Regions from separate parts of the Homo sapiens genome. Here region 2 is linked to region 1. Evidence: read pairs that join two places in POLR2A ChIA-PET (ENCODE). Cell type or tissue: A673. All regions are shown on one strand. Links, peaks and the distances in the headings refer to the core of each region. The heading gives the core; the rest is flanking DNA. Region 1 overlaps DENND5A (DENN domain containing 5A). Region 2 overlaps ZNF143 (zinc finger protein 143).

The links. Peaks named below come from ENCODE experiments on the same cell type or tissue, not always from the same donor. Only the 100,000 strongest peaks of a DNase experiment are listed, where the experiment ranks them.
Region 2: POLR2A ChIA-PET joins it to region 1 with 5 read pairs; 13 of 35 experiments call an interaction of 5 or more read pairs at or near these places.

Annotation. Positions count from the first base shown.
Region 1 is chr11:9,159,290-9,163,687 of GRCh38, forward strand. It overlaps DENND5A (DENN domain containing 5A), which reads right to left. Exons shown (of 23, transcript NM_015213.4): 12 at 1,424-1,576. Among named protein-coding and RNA genes, the nearest start is that of SCUBE2, 70 kb to the left of the region's middle. In A673, for the core only: no CTCF peak of the experiment used is centred there; no DNase peak of the experiment used is centred there; H3K27ac peaks cover 691 bases.
Region 2 is chr11:9,471,364-9,475,761 of GRCh38, forward strand. ZNF143 (zinc finger protein 143) reads left to right here. Exons shown (of 16, transcript NM_003442.6): 2 at 1-57; 3 at 1,314-1,406; 4 at 2,578-2,661; 5 at 3,187-3,270. Among named protein-coding and RNA genes, the nearest start is that of ZNF143, 13 kb to the left of the region's middle. In A673, for the core only: no CTCF peak of the experiment used is centred there; a DNase peak (open chromatin) is centred at 2,228.

The sequences.
Region 1 (4,398 bases), core at 132-4,131:
TTATGACTAATGCTGCTATGAACTTTTTTTTCTTTTTTTTTTTTTTTTGAGACAGAGTTTCACTCTTGTTGCCTAGGCTGGAGTGCAATGGTGCAATCTTGGCTCACTGCAACCTCTGCCTCCTGGGTTCAAGCGATCCTCCTGCCTCAGCCTCCCAAGCAGCTGGGATTACAGGCATGCACCACCACCTGGCTAATTTTGTATTTTTGGTAGAGACGGGGTTTCACCATGTTGATCAAGCTGGTCTCAAACTCCTGACCTCAAGTGATCCACCTGTCTTGGCCTCCCAAAGTGCTGGGATTACAGGTGTGAGCCACTGCGCCTGGCCTGCTATGAACATTTGTATACAAGTTTTTGTGTAGACATATGTTTTCACTTATCTTGAGTATGTATCTAGAAGTGGGCTTGCTAGGTCATATAAGAACTGTTTAACATTTTGAGGAACTGCCAGACTGTTTTCCAAAGTGGCTGCACCATTTTACATTCCCATCAGCAATGTATGAAAGTTCCCATTTCTCCACATCCTTAACACTTGTTACTTATTTTAACTACTCCAGTGGATGTGAAATAGTATCTCATTGTGGTTCCACTGGGTTTTTAAATATACAGCTATATACGCATGGGCATATGTACACAGAAGAATGCTCTGAAGAACATGTGTGGAAGATTGTTGCTATACCCATTAGAATGACACAGGAAGGCAAGAGATCTTGGTCTGTTTTGTTCACTGAGGTATTTCTAGTGCCTACAACAGTACCTGACATAGTAGGCCCTTGAGAAATACCAATGGATACTAATATGTATTTTCTAATTTTTCCATGATAAAACTTCTTTTCAAAAAATTTCAAGTTATTTTCAAATTTAAAAATACATAAAAATAAAAGGTATCTATCTTGACTACCAATTGAAAACAGAGTATTTTGAAATAAGGAAATTCTCTGGGTATTAAGTGGAAAAATCAAACTTACTCAACTTCCTGAGGCCTTCTCTCAAATGTTTAGTTAAACCATCTGCATACAAAAGAAATGTTAATGACAGACTTTTTTTCCACTGTGAATATATGATTAGTGAAGAACCTTTAGTGTATGACTGGTACTTCCTGAGCTCCAACTTCTCTCTTTCTGGTCTATCTCTAGACTAGGGCCAGCTGCCAAACAGGACCTATCAGGTTGGCCTTCAGCTCTACCCCCAGGAAGAAAGATGCCTCTTTTTAAAAGTCTGACAAACACACAGATTTATAAAGCCTATCTTTAAGGAAAATAGTTTGGATCACATTTATTTAATTGTTTATTTCAAATCTCACTCCAGGGCACTGTGCACCATTCTTCAAAGCCAGTCAGCTGGACAAAAAGAGTGTGGGAAAGCTAGTAACTGAAAACAGGAAGACAATTTGCTCAGCAATGAGAGGCAAGACATACATTACCTGTTTCACTTGTAGTCCATGACTCCAGATCCTTTCCAGGAGATCACAAAGGCTGGCAATCAGGGTGTTCTCTTCCACCCCTGTGATGTTCACCTCCCCATGCCCTAGCTCCACAGCTTCTCGGCCCATCTTTTCCACCAGCATCCTCTTGGTCTACAAGGAAGCAGTCAACAGGATTAAATAACCACAGTGAGCAGGATTACATACAACCGGAGAGGGTTCTGACAGCCTGCACAGTACATCTGTTGGGCTGGGAAGGACAGGATGAATTAGCCCCAAGGACACAGAATATATTTATACCCATGTAGGTCAGGTTACAAGGGAGTGCATGCTTTAAAAATTTAGTTAAGAAAGGCCAGGTGTGGTAGCTCACACCTGTAATCCCAGCACTCTGGGAGGCCTAGTTGGGCGGATCACAAGGTCAGGAGATCGAGACCATCCTGGCTAACACGGTGAAACCCCGTCTCTATTAAAAATACAAAAAAATTAGCCAGGTGTGGTGGCGGGCGCCTGTGGTCCCAGCTACTCAGGAGGCTGAAGCAGGAGAATGGCGTCAACCAAGGAAGCGTAGCTTGCAGCAAGCTGAGATCGCGCCACTGCACTCCAGCCTGGGCAACAGAGCGAGACTCCGTCTCAAAAAAAAAAAAATATGTAGTTAAGGAAAGGATAAGAACACAGCAATCTTTATGACTCCTGGCCAGTGATTTCATCACTCTGTATTCAGTTTTTGCATTTATGCAAGAAACAAATAAACCCTTCAGTCATGCTTATCTCTGACATTGTCTGATTCCCACTGCTTAAATGACCCTACCAAACAAACCTTTGAGCATACATACAACTTAGAAACATATCTGAAATAACTGTCAAGGGGACAAAAATTGAGGAGGTAATTTATTTTACATAAAAATTTTCAACTGCTTATTGTAAGATCATAACCAAGAAAACACATACTGCATAATGATAATCACAGTTTTTATTAAGTACTATGTCAGGCATTGTACTTAGCATTTCATTATCTCATTTAAGCCTCCTAACAATCTGAGGTAACTATTATTATTGTTCCCAATTTACCAATACGGAAATTGAGAAATACAGTAATCAATATACTAAATTTAAACATAGTATAAAACAATATAGTATATTTATAGTCTAAGTATAGTTTAATTCTCTTAAGTAACTTGCCCAAAATCTATACGTAATATAGCACTCTATTAAATTATATATATATATATATTGTCCAAAATGAAACAGCAAAGTAGCAATAGATCTGGCCTTTGAACCCATATCTGCCTGAACTTTGAGTCCAAGTTCAAAAGTAAGATTTAACTATGCTATAAATTTGTGATATATAAAAATCTAAGAAAAGGAAAACAAATCACCCCAATCCTACTTTTCAGAAGCAACAACTCTTAATATTTTGGCATATTTCTTTCCACTGTTAGTTTTTAACCTTCTTATTGTGAAATATATAATATATATATGCTATTACATCATTATGACCAGCGCCAGGCCAGTTCCTTCTTTTTTTTTTTTTTTTTTTTTTGAGATGGAGTTTCGCTCTTGTTGCCCAGGCTGGAGTGCAATGGCACAATCTCGGCTCACTGCAACCTCCGCCTCCCCGGTTCAAGCAAATTCTCCAGCCTCAGCCTCCCGAGTAGCTGGGATTACAGGCATGCACCACCACGCCTGGCTAATTTTGTATTTTTAGTAGAGATGGGGTTTCTCCATGTTGGTCAGGCTGGTCTCAAACTCCCGACCTCAAGTGATCTGCCCACCTCAGCCTCCCAAAGTGCTGGGATTACAGGCATGAGCCACTGCGCCTGGCCAGTATTTTATTTATAAATACTGTCTGTTTATATCTTTGAAGCACCCTACGTGCCCTCTTCCATTCACCTTCCCACTCTAGAAGTGACCACTTACCCAACGAAACTACAGAAAAGCAAGAAAATTATTACCTATATTTTTAACCCTAAAATATATGGTTTGGTTTGCCTGTATGTATCTTTAAGACAGGGTCTCTCTCTGTTGCCTAGACTGGAGTGCAGTGGCTCGATCATGGTTCACGTAGCCTCAGCTTCCCAGATTCAACTGATCATCCCACCTCAGCCCCCGCAGTAGCTGGGACTATAGGCATGCATGTTTCTTTTGTGATTTTTTTTTTTTTTTTTTCTTTAAGAAACTGGGTCTCAGCATGTTGCCCTGGCTGGAACCGAACTCCCAGGCTCAAGCAATCCCCCCACCTCAGCCTCCCAAGTAGCTGGGATCACAGGTGTGTGCTGATACTCCTGGCTTCTGATTTGCTTTTTCACTCGTTTATATTTGTGAAATTCATCCACACTGATGTGTATAACTGTTATCCATTTCCATTGTTGTATAGCATTCCACCACATGAATACACCACAATATACTTATTAATTCTCTTACTGATTGGCTTTCTCAACTGATTGGTTGTTTCCAGTTTGGGGCTATTAAAAGAATGCTGCTGTAAACTTCTTGTACATATCTCTTGGGACATGCTCCAAAAGTTTCTCTAGGGAATATACCTAGGAGAAGAATTACTAAACAATACTATGCTGTTTTCCAAAATCATCATACCAATTTATACTTTCAACAGCCTGTTGCCTCACGTGCAAGCCAATACTTTGTGATGTTACATTGATTACTATATTTCTTCAATTCTAGATGTATATTTTCCCACATATTAACATGTCTAAAATTGATATGTATTTCACAGTCATCATTGGCTAGGAATAGGAAGTTGTCACAGCCAGGTCATGCATCTCATGACTTAAGAATTTTGACAGTCCAGGCCAGTTGTGCAGTGCCTCAAACCTGTAATCCCAGCACTTTGGAGGCCGAGGCAGACAGATCACTTGAGGTCAGGAGTTCAATACCAGCCTGGTCAATATGATGAAACCCTGTCTCTACTAAAAATACAAAAATTAGCCAAGCATGGTGGTGCACTCCTGTAATCC
Region 2 (4,398 bases), core at 154-4,153, 310 kb after region 1:
GAGGGATGGAGGCGCAACATGTTACGCTGTGCTTGACAGAGGCAGTCACCGTGGCAGGTGAGCAGTTGTGTTTGAAGGGATGCGTTTGAAAATATCATTTATCTTAAAAGAAAAAAAATTTACAACTTCCTAGTTCCTGATTTAGCAGAAAACAATATAAACCTAGGTCTTTTTATGAGGTGTTTTGGTGTTTTTTTTTTTGAAACGGGACGGAGTTTTACTCTTGTCGCCCAGGCTGGAGTGCGATGGTCTGCTCTCGGCTCACTGCAACCTCTGCCTCCCAAGTCCAAGTGATTCTCCTGCCTCAGCCTCCCGAGTAGCTGGGATTACAGGCATGTGCCACCACGTCCGGCTAATTTTGTATTTTTAGTAGAGACGGGGTTTCACCACGTTGGCCAGGCTGGTCTCAAACTCCTGACCTCAGGTAATCAACCTGCTTCGGCCTCCCAAAGTGCTGGGATTACAGGCATGAGCCATTGCGCCCAGCCTCTATGTGTATTTTTTATCTTGGTGTGGGTACAGGAGGGCAGGGAATTTTTTTTTTCTTTTTCTTTTTCTTTTCTTTTCTTTTGTTTTTTTTTTTTGAGACAAGGTCTTGCTTTATCGCCCAGGCTGGAGTGCAGTGGTATGATCACGGCTCACTGTAGCCTCAGCCTTCTGGCTTAAGACATCCTGTCACCTCAGCCTCCCAAGTAGCTGAGACTACAGGCACCCACCAGCGTGCCCAGCTAATTATTTTATTTTTAGTAGAGACAGGGTTTCACCATGTTGCCCAGGCTGGTCTCAAACTCCTGGGCTCAAGCCATCCACCCACCTCAGCCTCCAAAAGTGCTGGGATTACAGGCATGAGCCATTGTTCCCAGCCTGTTTTTGGTAAGTGCTAAATCTCACTTTTTTTCTTTTTTTTGAGACGGAGTCTGGCTCTGTCGCCCAGGCTGGAGGGCAGTGGCACAATCTCGGCTCACTGCAACCTCTGCCTCCTGGGTTCAAGCGATTCTTCTGCCTCAGCCTCCCAAGTAGCTGGGACTACAAGGTGCATGCCACCGCGCCCGACTAATTTTTATATTTTTAGTAGAGACGGGGTTTCACCTCATTGGCCAGGCTGGTGTCGAACTTCTGACCTCATGATCCACTTGCCTTGGCCTCCCAAAGTGCCGTGATTACAGGCGTGAGCCACTGCACCCGGCCGCTAAATCTCATTTTGAGTCTGAGTTAAGCAGTTTACCTTTTTTCTGATCTTTATTTGAAAAAAAAATTAATCAGCATGTCCATATGCTAGCTGTCTAAAGAAAATATTGATTTTTTTGTAATAGATGGTGACAACTTAGAAAATATGGAAGGCGTAAGCTTGCAAGCAGTAACACTTGCAGATGGTTCTACTGCTTACATACAACACAATTCTAAAGGTATGTGCCTCACATATGGCTGATTGGTTAATACCAGTGATTTATAACCTGTGAGTTGGAGCACCTAGAAGCTATACCACCTTTCCTATGTCTCCTAAAGATGCTGTATTGCATATGATGATTTTAAGTCATTTCAGTTTAATTCTTTTTTTTTTTTTTTTTATAATTTGGAATAGTCCTTTGAGATATTTGGAAGATACCCTGGGATATCAAAATTAGTGGGAGAGAGGAGAGCAGGGAGTATGTCTTACTATTTTCTAGTAAGACCTTTCTTGCTTCTTTACCTTGGGTCATTATTTCGTATTTTTACCAAATACCTGTAAGAGTAAAGACATTTGGGGCCGGGCATGGTGGTTCACGCCTGTAATCCCAACGCTTTGGAAGGCCGAGGCGGGCAGATCACCTGAGGTCGGGAGTTCGAGACCAGCCTGACCAACATGGAGAAACCGTTTTCTGTAATAAAAATACAAAATTAGCTGGGCATGGTGGCGCATGCCTGTAATCCCAGCTACTCAGGAGGCTGAGGCAGGAGAGTCGCTTGAACCCGGGAGGCAGAGGTTGCAGTGAGCCGAGATCACGCCATTGCACTCCGGCCTGGGCAACTAGAGCAAAACTCTGTCTCAAAAAAAAAAAAAAAAGACATTTGGTTTTGCTTATCTGACATTGTCTCTGAATTAGTGTTTGCTTTGCTCCAGGAAACAGCCAAGTCCTCAAAAACTCTTTGTTTCTATGGAAACCTACTGAGCACATGCATACATAAACAGGGGTCTTATAGCCCTCAGGGATGAGAATGACAGATGATCTCACATACACTGACATAATCTGTCTGTCTTCCCAGCTTCAACTCCCCACTGGTCATGGTCACTGATTCTAAGTGACTCTGAAAGGTATAAAGCAGTCCAACTCATGTAGCCTGCTGTGATGAGCCACTCTTCCTCTTGACCTCATCTAATTGAAAATTGCAGGGGAGGAAGGATGGCTGAGGGAGGATTTTCTGCTTTCTGTAGGATCACTGGATGTGTTATTGAATTGCCTCAGAACATTGAGGGAAGAATCAAGATGAACACGAGCTTAAGTTGTGTATGTTTTTATAGTTGATATCATTTTGAAATTGTATAAAGTTTAAAATTTTTGTTTGTGCCAATTTATTGTCTTGAATCTTTTGTTATAGATGCAAAACTCATAGATGGCCAGGTCATTCAGTTGGAAGATGGTTCTGCGGCCTATGTTCAACATGTACCCATACCTAAAAGTAGTAAGTATTTAAGATAACAGCACGGGAAACCATTTTAATTCTCAGCTTTTAGTATTTGCTACCTGCAGCTCCCTCTTACTACCTAAACTTGGTCTTGTTCTCAAGTCCTCCTTCTGTAAAGGGAGATTATAGATGCCACAGAGTGGATCTTAACCAAGACTTTCTCGTAAAGATAATGGAAAAGAAGTTACTGGACTGCACTGTGGAGATAAATGAGTAACAGTCCTGAGTGAATGTTTCTGTTTTTTGAGCTGAATCTTACATGTCTCTCATTTTCTTCATTTTTCCCCTTCTTTCAACTCTCTTTAATACTGGTGTATATTTCTAAAACCAATATTCTAATGTCTTTTTACCTTTAAACACTGACGCAGGGAAGCTTTACTGAACTTACTTAAATGTTCAAAGACTCATGAAGCAAGTATAGATTGTTATAATGTGTTAATGGTTTATTGACTCTTGTTGCTAAGTGAGTTAATTGGAATGTGCTAGAAAACATGAGATCTAAATGTAAGCATTGTTCTTGAGCAGGGGACAGTTTGCGTCTAGAGGATGGTCAAGCAGTACAGTTAGAAGATGGTACCACAGCATTTATTCACCACACCTCCAAAGGTAAAATAACTTTGAAAGTATGAATAAAATAAGGGAGAAGTGGGAGTGGTGGGGGAAAGAAGACCTGTGTTTAGCTTCTGAATTGTTGTCATGGGAAAGAATTGTATTTATTCATTAAAGTACAAGGTGGCAGATTTAAGCATGATTTAAGGAAAAATTTTCCTACAATTTGAGCTGTCCAGTGACAAGCTGGAACAGCAAACCAAATGACTGGTCCCTGGAAGACTTAAAGTAGAGGCCACATTTTGTTTTTTTGGTTGGCTTTTGTTCTAAGAGACAGGGTCTCACTCTGTTGCCAGGCTGGATTGTGGTGGCACAAGCACAGCTCACTGCAGCCTCAAACTCCTGGGCTCAGGGATCCTCCTGCCTCAGCCTCCTGAATAGCTGGGACTACAGGTGCATGCTGCCTCTCCCAGCTAGTTTTTTCATTTTTTGTAGAGACAGGGTCTTACTCTGTTGCCAGGCTAATCTCAAACTCCTGGCCTCAAGCCAGCCTCCCAAAGTGCTGGGATTATAGGCGTTAGCTACTGCACCCAGCCTTAATTTCATATTTTAAAAGCAGCCTTGGCTCCTTTTTTAAATGATTCAGAAATAAAATCACAATGTAACATTGAAATGGTTAACTTCATATTTTATTCATTTCTGTATTTTAGAGATAAGATCTTTGTTAGGCTAGAGTGCAGTGGTACAATCATAGCTCACTATAGCCCTGAATTCCTGGGCTCAAGGGGCTTTCCTGCCTCAGCCTCCTGAGCAGCTAGGACTACACGTGTGTGTCACCACAGCCAGCTGATTTTTAAATTTTTATTTTCTGATTAATTTTTTTTGTTAAATATAGGGTCTTGCTATGTTGCTCAGGCTGGTCCTGAACTCCTGGCCTCAAGCAGTCCTCCTGCTCCGACCTCCCAAAGCAGTGGGGTCACAGACATGAACCACTTTGCCTAACCTATTTCTTCCTCTTAAATGCAATTTTTTGCCTGGGCATGTTGGCTCATGCCTGTAATCCTAGCACTTTGGGAGGCCGATGCAGGCGGATCACCTGAGGTCAGGGGTTTGAGACCAGCCTGGCCATGCAAAACCCTGTCTCTACTAAAAATACAAAAAAATACAAAAATTAGCCAGTTGTGG